2 separate regions of the Homo sapiens genome follow, and region 2 is linked to region 1. A link is an interaction called in ENCODE POLR2A ChIA-PET data of the cell type or tissue named here. Cell type or tissue: MCF 10A. All regions are shown on one strand. Links, peaks and the distances in the headings refer to the core of each region. The heading gives the core; the rest is flanking DNA.

The links. ChIA-PET counts read pairs that join two places held together with the same protein. Peaks named below come from ENCODE experiments on the same cell type or tissue, not always from the same donor. Only the 100,000 strongest peaks of a DNase experiment are listed, where the experiment ranks them.
Region 2: POLR2A ChIA-PET joins it to region 1 with 6 read pairs; 2 of 35 experiments call an interaction of 5 or more read pairs at or near these places.

What each region holds. Positions count from the first base shown.
Region 1 is chrX:113,655,816-113,661,703 of GRCh38, forward strand. No RefSeq gene overlaps it. Among named protein-coding and RNA genes, the nearest start is that of XACT, 41 kb to the left of the region's middle. In MCF 10A, for the core only: no CTCF peak of the experiment used is centred there; no DNase peak of the experiment used is centred there.
Region 2 is chrX:113,381,656-113,387,543 of GRCh38, forward strand. All of the region lies in intron 3 of LOC101928437 (a long non-coding RNA gene), which reads left to right. Among named protein-coding and RNA genes, the nearest start is that of XACT, 230 kb to the right of the region's middle. In MCF 10A, for the core only: no CTCF peak of the experiment used is centred there; a DNase peak (open chromatin) is centred at 3,156.

The sequences.
Region 1 (5,888 bases), core at 848-4,847:
GTATGCACCTAATAACAGAGCATCAAAATGCCTGAGGCAAAAACTGATAGAATTGAAGGAAAAATAAACAAATCTTTTATTAAAGTTAGGGATTTCATCAGCATACTTACAAACATCTCCATCAGTAATTGATAGATTATACTGGCAGAAAGTGAATAAGGATATATTTGACTTGAACAACACTATCAATGAATTGGATCTAATTGACTTTTATAGAACAACCCATTATCTTACAGAATTAGATGTCATCTTACCATACAATTTAGCAATCATGTGTCTAAGTATCTACCCAACTGATCTGATAATTTATGTCTGCAAAAAAAACCTTCATGTGGATATTTACAGAAGTTTTGTTTATAGTCATTATATTATCATACTCACCAAAGTCAACAAAACCTAGAAGCAACCATAATATCTTTCAATGGGTGAATGGATAGACAATGGATTAACATTCAGTGATAAAAAATAAATGAGCTATCAAAGTATAAAAAGTCAGGGATTAAACCTAAATTTATATTTCAAGTAACAGAAGCTAGTCTATAAAAGTTACATATTGTATTATTCCAATTATGTGACATTCTGGAAAAGGTAAACCCATTGAGATGGTAAACATTTCAGTGATTCCCTGCCATTTCAGTGATTCCCTGTGCAGACAGGGAGGTGGGGGATTAAATCACAGGGCTTTTTTTTAAGGAGTGAAACTGTTCTTTATGATACTATAGTGACCAATAGCACGTTAAACATCTTTGAAAATCCGTAGAATCTTCAAGTCCAGTACTACTATAAAGACACATGCACACATATGTTAACAAATGATAGTGATAGTGTATACCCTTAAAATGATGTGATGGGAGTTGTACTTTATTGCTGTGGTCTTCTTTCCCCAAAACTTTAATCTAATAATGAGAAAAATGCCAGATACATCCCAGCTGAGGGACATTCTACAAAGTACCTGGCCAGTACTACTTGAATTCTCAAGGGCTTCAAAAACATGGAAAGTCTGAGATGTCAGAGTCAGTAGAAGTCTAAGGAAACATGACAACTAAATGCAATAGGATCTGCTGGATAGGATTCTGTAACAGAAAAATAACCTTTGGAAAATTTGGAAAAATCTTAATAATGTACTTTAGTAACATTAATATATCAATATTGATTTATTAATTGTGGCAAATGTACTATAATAAGATGCTAATAATAGGAAAAACTGTGTGAAGGTGTACAAGAACTCGCTGAACTATCTTTGTAATAGCTCTATAAATCTAAAGCTGTTCTAAAATAAATTTTTTTAAGTTTATTTTAAAAATGTGACCTGAGACATATATATGTATCTGTGCCAGATTTAAACTTCACGGCCCCTCACCTGAACAAACACACTTTCCAAGGCCCTAAAATCAATATGCTTACATGGTCTCATATTCTTGTAATGTTTTTAAAACTGAGACATTTTAAACACAATTGGTTAAATAACTGTTCTTTATACTTCAAATCTCTCTCCATCATTTTTTCTCTCATGTAGTTTTGGAGAGGGCACAGGCACTTTGGGGATCATGGTGAAAAGAGGTTGTGTTAGAAATACATTTAGTTTGGCTGTGGAGTAATGTGTGAAATTTTGGTTCTCACTTATTGTCATCTATAATTATAGCTAGGATTACTGGCATAAGAATGGCTTCCAAGTATACTCCTACAGCTCACTGTGCTAACTTACCTTGCATTATGACAGGAAAGTGTAAGGTCATGTTATGTTATGAATGTGTGCTGCAGTGAACAGCCAGAAACATAAGGGTAGTGGGGAATCTAGATTGAAATATACATAGCTAGAAGGTGGTTTTCACATATGCCCAGTTTGCCAATGTCTACCTTTTTATTGGTGTCGTTAGACACTTAATTTAATTATTGATACGGCTGGATTAAAATCTATCACATTGAGAGTTGTTTTTTATTGTTCTCTGTTATAGTTTCTTTTCTTTCTGCCTGCTATTGAATTATTTATTTCATTTGCTTCCACTATTGGCTTATTATTTAAATTCTTTAAGAAAAATGGAATGTTTCTCCCAGCTTTACGTTATGCATTTTTAATTTATCACAGCCTACCCAAATAATATTTAGAGACTGAATTAGTCCATTTTGCATCGCTGTAAAGGAATACCTGAGGCTGGGGAATTTATAAAGAAAAAAGGTTGATTTGGCTAATCATTCTACAGCCTGCACAAGAAGCATGGCACCAGCATCTGCTTCTGGTTAGGACTTTAGGAAGCTTTTACTCATAGCAAAAGGCAAGGGGAAGGGCAGTGGCATGTCGAGAGGGGGAGCGAGAGAGATGCCAAGCTCTTTAAGACAACCAGCTCTCATGTGAACTAATAGAGTGAGAACTCATTCATTACCATGGGGAGGGGACCAAGACATTCATGAGGGATCTGCTCCTATGACCCAAACACCTCCTACCAGGCTCTACCTCCGACATTGGGGGTTACATTGCAACATGGGATTTGAAAAGGACAAACATCCAAACTATATCAGAGCTCCATATTTACTATAAGAGCCATAAAAATGTATACTTAAATTTTTCTCTCTCCTCTTTTGTGCTATTGTTACATAGTTTACTTCTACATATATTATAAACATACAATGTATTGTTACTATTTTTCTTGTATACAGTAAATTACACTTTGGAGTTACTAAAGTAAAAAAATACATTATAGTTACCTTCATTTAAACTATATGCAGTTTTTCATTGTTTTGTCTATGTATGTATATCCAAGTTATTGTCTGGTATCATATTCTTATGCCTGGAGAACCTGCTTTAACCTCTTTTTTTGTTGTAATGAATTGATCCTTTAACCACTCTTTTGGTCTATAATAAATTCTCTCAGCCTTTTTTTTCTGGTTTGCAAAAGCATGTTTTCCCTTTATTTTGAAAAATATTTTCACTTGATATAGAATTTGAGTTGATGGTGATTTTCTTTGATTACTTTAGAGACGTCATTGCATTGTTTTCTTAGTTGCACAGCAGCTGATGACATAGTGAATCTAATTATTTTCTTTCTTCTTGTATATAATGTGTTTTTTCAACTCTGGCTGCCTTCAAGATTTTCTCTTAATCATGGGTTTAAGCCTTTTAACTAGGATGTTTCTAAGTCTGTTATTCTTTATTTTGTTTTGGGTTCTCTAGGACTTTTAGGGTATTATGACTTGATTTTCAGAAACCTCTATGACACCACTTAAATATTTATTCTGCCCATTTCTTTCTCTCTTATTCTGTGATATCACTACTCAGATGTTAGACCATTTGATACTGTTCCACAATTATAGGATATTTTATTATTTTATTCTTTTTTTCTCTTTGAATAATAATTTGGGTAATTTTTGTTGACACCTTCTAATTCATTCATTCATTCCTCAGCTAGATGAAGTCTACCTAAAAAACTGTTTAAGGCATACATCATCTCTATTACCATGTTTTTTTTAGGTCTAGTATTTCAATTTGATTGTTTTATATAGTTTCAATCTTTTTGTTGAAATTCTACCTCTATTCATTTATGTTGCCCTCCTTTTCCACTTGAGCCTTTAATATATTTAACAATAGTTAATTTTAAATCTCTATTTTATATTACCAATATGTAGCTCATCTCTGAAGCTGGTTTTGTTGATTGTTTTTAGAAAATGTTAGTTTTTTCTGGTGTCATCATTTTTAATTGATTATTTAATATCGTGTGTACAATACAGATGGTAGAGTATATATTTTAAATGAATTTTCCTCTATTTCTATTAGGCTTGTATTGTGTAGCATCTAGTCAATCTTCTCAAGAGTTGCACTGGGCTTGGCATTTGTTGTTGCTTGATACTGGGTATGGAAGAAGGGTTTAACTACAAAGATCATGAGAGAAATTTTTGAACTGATAGAAAATATTCTGTATCTTAATCTTCATGGCAACTACACAATAGTATGCATTTGTCAAAACTCATGAAGCTGTACACTAAAATTTTTGAATTTTATTATGCACAAATTATACTTCAGTAAGCATTTTTTAAAGTACCATCTATGTACCTAGACCTTGAAAAACACTACTAAGTGTTACAAAAAGTGTAAAAAATAAAATCTAGAAAGTTCTCAAATCAACACCCAACATCACAACTAAATGAATTAGAGAAACCAAACAAATTCAAAAGCTAGCAGAAGACACGAAATAACTAAGATCAGAGTAGAACTGAAGGAGATAAAACACGAAAACCCCTTCAAAAAATCAATGAATCCAGGAGCGGGTTTTTTTTTTAAGAAATTAATAAAATAGACCAACTGGCTAGACTAATAAAGAAGAGAAGACACAATAAAAAATAGTAAAGGGGCTATCAGCAATGACCCCACAGAAATACAAAAAATCATCAGAGAATACGATAAACAATTATACACAAATAAACTAGAAAATCTAGAAGAAATGGATAAATTCTTGGACACATACACCCTCCCAAGACTAAACCAGGAAGAAGTCGAATCCTGAATAGACCAATAACAAGTCCTGAAATTGAGGCAGTAATAAATAGCCTACCAACAACAACAAAAAAAGCCCAGGTTTAGACGGATTTACAGCTAAATTCTAACAGAGGTACAAAGAAGAGCTGGCACCATTCCTTCTGAAATTGTTTCAAACAGTTGAAAAGAAGGGACTTCTCCCTAACTCATTTTATGAGGCCAGCATCATCCTGATACCAAAACCTGGCAGAGATACAACAAAAAAAAGAAAACTTCAGACTAATATCTTTGGTGAACATTGATGCAAAAATCCTCAATAAAATACGGGCAAACCAAATCCAGCAACACATCAAAAAGCTTATCCACCAGGGTCAAGTCGGCTTCATCCCTGGTATGCAAGGCTGGTTTAACATATGCAAATCAATGAACATAATTCATCACATAAACAGAACTAAAGGCAAATACCACATGATTATCTCAATAGATGCAGAAAAAGCCTTCAATAAAATTCAACATCTCTTTATGTTAAAAACTCTCAATAAATTAGGTATGGATGGAACAAATCTCAAAATAATAAGAGACATTTATGACAAACCCACAGCTAATAGCATACTGAATGGGCAAAAACTGGAAACACTCTCCTTGAAAAATGGCACAAGACAAATGCCCTCTCACCACTCCTATTCAACTTAGTATTGGAAGTTCTGGCCAGGGCAATCAGGCAAGAGAAAGAAAGGAAGCAAATTCAAATAGGAAGAGAGGAAGGCAAACTGTCACTATTTGCAGACGACATGATCCTATATCTAGAAAACCACAGTGTCTCAGCCCAAAAGCTCCTTAAGCTGATGAGCAACTTCATCAAAGTCTCAGGACACAAAATCAATGTGCAAAAATAACAAGCATTCCTATACATCAACAATAGACAAGCAGAGAGCCAAAATGACAACTCCCATTAACAATGGCTACAAAGAGAATAAAATACCTAAGAATACAGCTAAAAAGGGATGTGAAGGACTTCTTCAAGGAGAACTGCAAACTACTGCTCGAGGAAAACAGAGAGGACACAAACAAATAGAAAAACAGTCCATGCTCATGAATAGGAAGAATCACTGTTGTGAAAATGGTCATACTGCTCAAGGTAATTTATGGATTCAATGCTATTGCCATTAAACTACCATTGACATTTTTCACAGAATCAGAAAAAACTACTTTAAAATTGATATGGAACCAAAAAAGAGCCTGTATAGCCAAGACAATCCTAAGCAAAAAACAAAACAAAACAAAAAAACAAAGCTGGAGGCATCACACTACCCAACTTCAAACTATACTACAAGGTTAATGGTAACCAAAACAACATGGTACTAGTACAAAAACAGATACATAGACCAATGGAACAGAATAGAGATCTCAGAAATAAGAC
Region 2 (5,888 bases), core at 770-4,769, 270 kb before region 1:
GCTACAAAATAACATACCTAGGAACATACTGAACCTATAAAGTGAAAAGTCTCTACAAGGAGAACTACAAAGCACTGCTGAATGAAGCCATAGATGACACGAACAAATGGAAATACATCCCATGTGCATGGACTGGAATAATCAATATTGTGAAAATGACCATACTCCCCAAAGCAATCTACAGATTCAATGCAATTTCCATCAAAATACCAACATCATGTTTTACAGAATTAAAGAGAAAATAATCTTAAAATTCATATGGAATTCAAAAAGAGCCTGAATAGCCAAAGCAATTCTAAAGAAAAATAATAAATTTGGAGGCATCATATTACCCCACTTCCAATTATACTGCAAGGCTATAGTTACCAAAACCACATGGAACTGCTATAAAAGTAGATACAAAGACCAATGGAAAAGAATAGAGAGCACAGAAATAAAGCCAAATACTTACAACCAACTGATTTTTGACAAAGCATACAAACACAAATTGGAGAAAGGCTACCCTATTTAATAAATGGTGCTGGGAAAACTGGATAGCCTCATGTAGAAGAATAAAACTGGATCCCAATCTTTCACCACATAGGAAAATTAACTCAAGATTGATTAAAGACTTAAAGACCTGAAGCCATACAGATTGTAGAAGAAAACATAGAAAAAACTCTTCTGCACGTTGGCCTATGCAAAGAATTTATGACTAAGACCCCAAAAGCAATTGCAACAAAAACAAATATAAATACATAGGACCTAATTAAACTAAAAAGCTTCTGCATAGCAAAAGACATAATCCAGAGTAAACAGGCAACCTATAAAATGGGAGAAAATACTTGCAAATTATACATCTAAAAAAGGACTAATTTCAAGAATCTACGAGGAACTCAAAAAAGTCAGCAAGAAAAAACATAATTCATTAAAAAGTGGGAAAAGAACATGAATCGACATTTCTCAAAAGAAGATATACAAATGGCCAACAAACATATTTAAAAATGCTTAACATCACTAATCATCAGGGAAATGCAAATTAAAACCACAATGAGTTACCACCTTATGCCAGCCAGAATGGCCATTATTAAAAAGTCAAAAACCAATACATGTTACTATGGATGTGGTAAAAATGTAATGCTTATACACTGCTGGTGGATATGTAAATTAATACAACCTCTATGGAAAACAGTATGGAGATGTCACAAAGAACTAAATTGCAGCACAATTTACAATTGCAAAGATTTGAAATCAACTTAAGTGTCATCAGCTGATGAGTAGATGAAGAAAATGTGGCACATATATAGCAGGGAATACTACTCAGCCATAAAAAATAATGAAATAATGTATTTTGCAGCAACTTGGATGGACCTGGAGGCAATTATTCTAAGTGAAGTAACTTAGGAATGGAAAACCAAATATCACCTGTCCTCACTTATAAGTGAGACCTAAACACAAAAGCATACGGAAGGGTATAGTGAAAATGGGAGACTCGGAAGAGGGGAGAGTGGAAGGTGGGTGAGGGATGAAAAACTACTTATTGGGTACCATACTACTTGAGTGATGAGTACAATAAAATCCTAGACTTCACCACTATACAATTCATCCATGTAACTAAAATCCACTTGTACTCTAAAGGTATTGAAATAAAAAAATCAAAAACAAAACAAAACAAAAAAAAACAGAAAAAAACAAATGCCATAACTAAAATTTGTAACTGTTTTAACATTCTTAAAAGTTTGCCAAAAATAAGGACAGATAAATCTATTGTATTTATTGTTGTTATTTTTTCCAACCAAGCAGCATCATGTTGAGGCTGAGATTGGTTCATTTAGTTTAGAAGACAGTGTTTGGAAAAAATCTACTGCATATTTACTAAATCAGTCATCAAAATTTCACAGATAGATGAGTTAATTAGCTGAAGAAAAGGACTGATTTCCCACTTTTTATGAGAATAAATGTTTACATTCCAGCAACTCATAAGTACAGTTGGGAATAGAGCATATCTCTTATTCAGTGGAAAAAAAAGTGTCCATTGAAGTTTGCTTATACTTTTTTGTAAATTTAAAAGGGTGAGTTTAGGTAATAAAATTAATTAATTTTATTCCCCAAAACATCATCATATAAAAATGAATTTTCTTACACAGAGAATGAGCAGCCTTTGGAAGTTTGTGATCCATGCTGTAGGCAGAAATGCTTAAATGAAAGAGCAATTAAATCATCTTATGGGATAAAAATGCAAGGAAAAATGAAGATGTCTTCTTTTTTAATGTTACTCTGGAAACTGTGGTACTTTTTTTGCTTCTTTCATTGTTTTCACAAAAAACTAGCTCAGATAATATTGTAATGACAAAGAGTGTATTTTTCATGTTTTATTGCAGGACAAAAATTTCTATATTCATTTTGTACAAAATAGCTTCATAGTTTGGCTCAAAGATGGCTAAGAATACAAGAGATCATGTAGAATACTGTTATGGCACTTTAATTCATGAACATACAATTACTTCTACATAATACATCATAGTCCAACTGTGTCTACTGAATAGTAATCATTCAAAACCTGTAAAAATGTTTAAATCAATGTTAAGGGTAGTATTTATGACCATAGTGAATTATTTATCTTTGACCAAGTAAACTAATTCCATCTTCCAGCTTTCCAACAGTTATCATAATATATCACTTATAATTAAATAACTAGAACCATTTTATAGTTTTCTCTCTCTTGCTCATCTTACTCTGAGGATGACTGGTGGAGCTAATGGAGAAAGGGAGGCTGCAGAGGAGTATTTGGGGAGACTGCTTGGATTAATATTCTAGCTCAATTTTTTTTATGTCATGGGCCTTGTGGCACTTCACCATCTTGATATTATCAGTTCCCCCGCCCATGAAGTGAGAGTAGCAATAGTATCTTTCTCATTTTTTTGAAAGAATGAAATGAAATAATCTATTTAAAGCACTTACACAGAGCCTAATACCTGGTAGGCACTCAGTAAATGTTTGTTAGCTGTGATCCTTTTTCCAGAATTTCCAAACCTATTTGTGAGGAAAGCCAAGGAGTGCTTACAGATAACCTATATCAATGGTCTCAAACCTTCGTGTGCATCAGAATATGCTGGAAGGCTGTCAACACAGATTGCCGGACTGCACTGCCAGAGCTGCTGATTCATTAGATCTGGGATGGGGCCCAAGAGTTTGCATTCCAAAGAAATTCCCTGGTGATGCTGAAACTTAGTTGGACGAAATCATGAATTATGTGTCCAACACAACAATTGCAAGCACATGTCTGATTCACAGGCCTCTTAATTTAGAAAAAAAAATGTGTGCTCTACTAATGTTTATATTTACATTATCATAAAACATAGCTTTATGTTCAATATTGAAACTTTACTGATAACTCAACAAAATATTAGATATTTTATTTTCAAAATAAAGACTTCTCTAAAGCTTTACTTGCCATTTGTCCATTGGTTAAAAAAAAAACCCTGAAGATTATTGGAATAATCCGATTTTCTATTTGAAGCATTTGATCACACTACACTGATATAAAACTGGTATATTTTGCTGTTTATGAAGTTTTTCTGCTAATGAAGCCTGTGTAATCACAACTACCAAGCCACTTTTTATACATACATAATAATAGAAAATTAAAGCAATCAATTTAAAAAAAACCAATCATTCGATCTAAATAAGTCATATTTTATAGAATGGTATGTGAATATACCTACTTCACCAGTGCATATTATATTATTGTCTTCTATAATAACCTATTTTTTAACTTTTAGGTTTCGGGCACATGTGCAGTTTTTTTAATAAATGTAAATTGAGTGTCATGGGGGTTTGGGTGTACAGATTATTTCATCACCCAAATAATAAGCACAGTACCCAATAGGTAGTTCTGCGATCTTCATCCTGCTCCCTCTCTCCACTCTCGATTAGGCCCCATTGTTTGTTCTTCCCTTCTTTGTATCCATGTGTACTCACTGTTTAGCTCCCACTTATAAGTGAGAACATGTGGTATTTGGTTTTCTGTTTCTGTTAATTCATTTAGGATAATGGCCTCAAGCTCCATTCGTGTTGCTGCAAAGGACATAGTTTTGTTTTGTTTTTTTTTTAATGGCTGCATAGTATTCCATGGTGTGTACATACTGCATTTTCTTCATCCAGTCTGTCATTGATGGGCATGCAGATTGGTTCCATGTCTTTGCTATTGTGAATAGTGCTGCAATGAACATACACGTGCATGTGTCTTTATAATAGAATAATTTATATTCCTTTGGGTGTATACCCAGTAATGGGATTGCTGGGCTGAATGGTATTTCTCTCTTTAGGTCCTTCAGGAATCACCAAACTGTCCTCCACAATGGTTGAATGAATGTATACTCCCACCAACAATATAAAAATGTTCTTTTTTCTCCACAACCTCGCCAGCATCTGTTATTTTTTGGCTTTTTAATAATTGCCATTCTGACTGATATGAGATGGTATCTCACTGTGGTTTTGAATTTCATTTCTCTAATGATGAGTGATGTTGAGATTTTTTTCATATGTTTGCTGGCCACATGAATGTCTTCTTTTGAGAAGTGTCTCTTCATGTTCTTTGCCACTTTTTAATGGAGTTGTTTTTTTCTGGTAAATTTGTTTAAGTTCCTTATAGATGCTGGATATTAGCCATTTGTTAGATGCATAGTTTGGAAAAATCTTCTCCCATTCTGTATGTTGTCTGTTTACTTTGTTGATAGTTTCTTTTGCTGTGCAGAAATGCTTAAGTTGGATTAGATCCAATTTGTCAATTTTTGCTTTTGTTGCAATCGCTTTTGGCATCTTTGTCATGAAATCTTTGTTCCTCCCTATGTCCAGAATGGTATTGCATAGGTTGTCTTTCAGGGTTTTTATAGTTTGGGGTTTTACATTTAAGTCTTTAGTCCACCTTGAATTGATATTTATATATGGTATAAGGAAGGAGTCCAATTTCAATTTTCTGCACATGGCTAGCCAGTTATCCCAACACCCTTTATTGACTAGAGAGTCCTTTCCCCATTGCTTGTTCTAGTCAACTTTGTCAAAGATCAGATGGTTGTAGGTGTGTGGCATTATTTCTAGGCTCTCTGTTCTGTTCCATTGATCTATATGCCTGTTTTTGTACCAGTACCATACTGTTATAGTTGCTGTAGCCTTGTATTATAGTTTGAAGTCAGGAAATGTGATGCCTCCAGCTTTGTTCTTTTTGCTTAGGATTGGCTTGGCTACTCGAGCACTTTTGTGGTTCCATATGAATTTCAAAATAGTTTTTTTTCTAGTTCTGTAAAGAATGTCATTGGTGGTTTGATAGGAATAGCTTTGAATCTGTAAATTGCTTTAGGCAGCACGGCCATTTGAATGATATCAAGTTTTACAATCCATGAGCATGGCATGCTTTTCCATTTGTTTGTGTCATCTCTGATTCCTTTGAACAGTGTTTTCTAAATCTCATTGTACAGATGTTTGCCTTCCTGGTTAGCTGTATTCCTAGGTATTTTATTCTTTTTGTGACTATTATCAGTAAAATGGCTTCCTTGACTTGGCTCTCAGCTTGGATGTTGTTGAAGTATAGAAATGCTACCGATTTTTGTACACTGATTTTGTATCCTGAAACTTTGCTGCAGCTGTTTATCAGATCAAGGAGCTTTTGGGCTGAGACTATGGGGTTTTCTAGATATAGAATCATGTTATCTTCAAACAGCGGTAGTTTGACTTCCTATTTGAATGCCTTTAATTTCTTTCTCTTGCCTCATTGCTCCAGTCAGGACTTCCAGTACTATGTTGAATAGGAGTGGTGAAAGAGGATATCTTGTCTTGTTTTGATTGTCAAGGGAAATACCTCCTGCTTTTGCCCATCCAGTATGTTGCTGGCTGTGGGTTTGTCATAGATG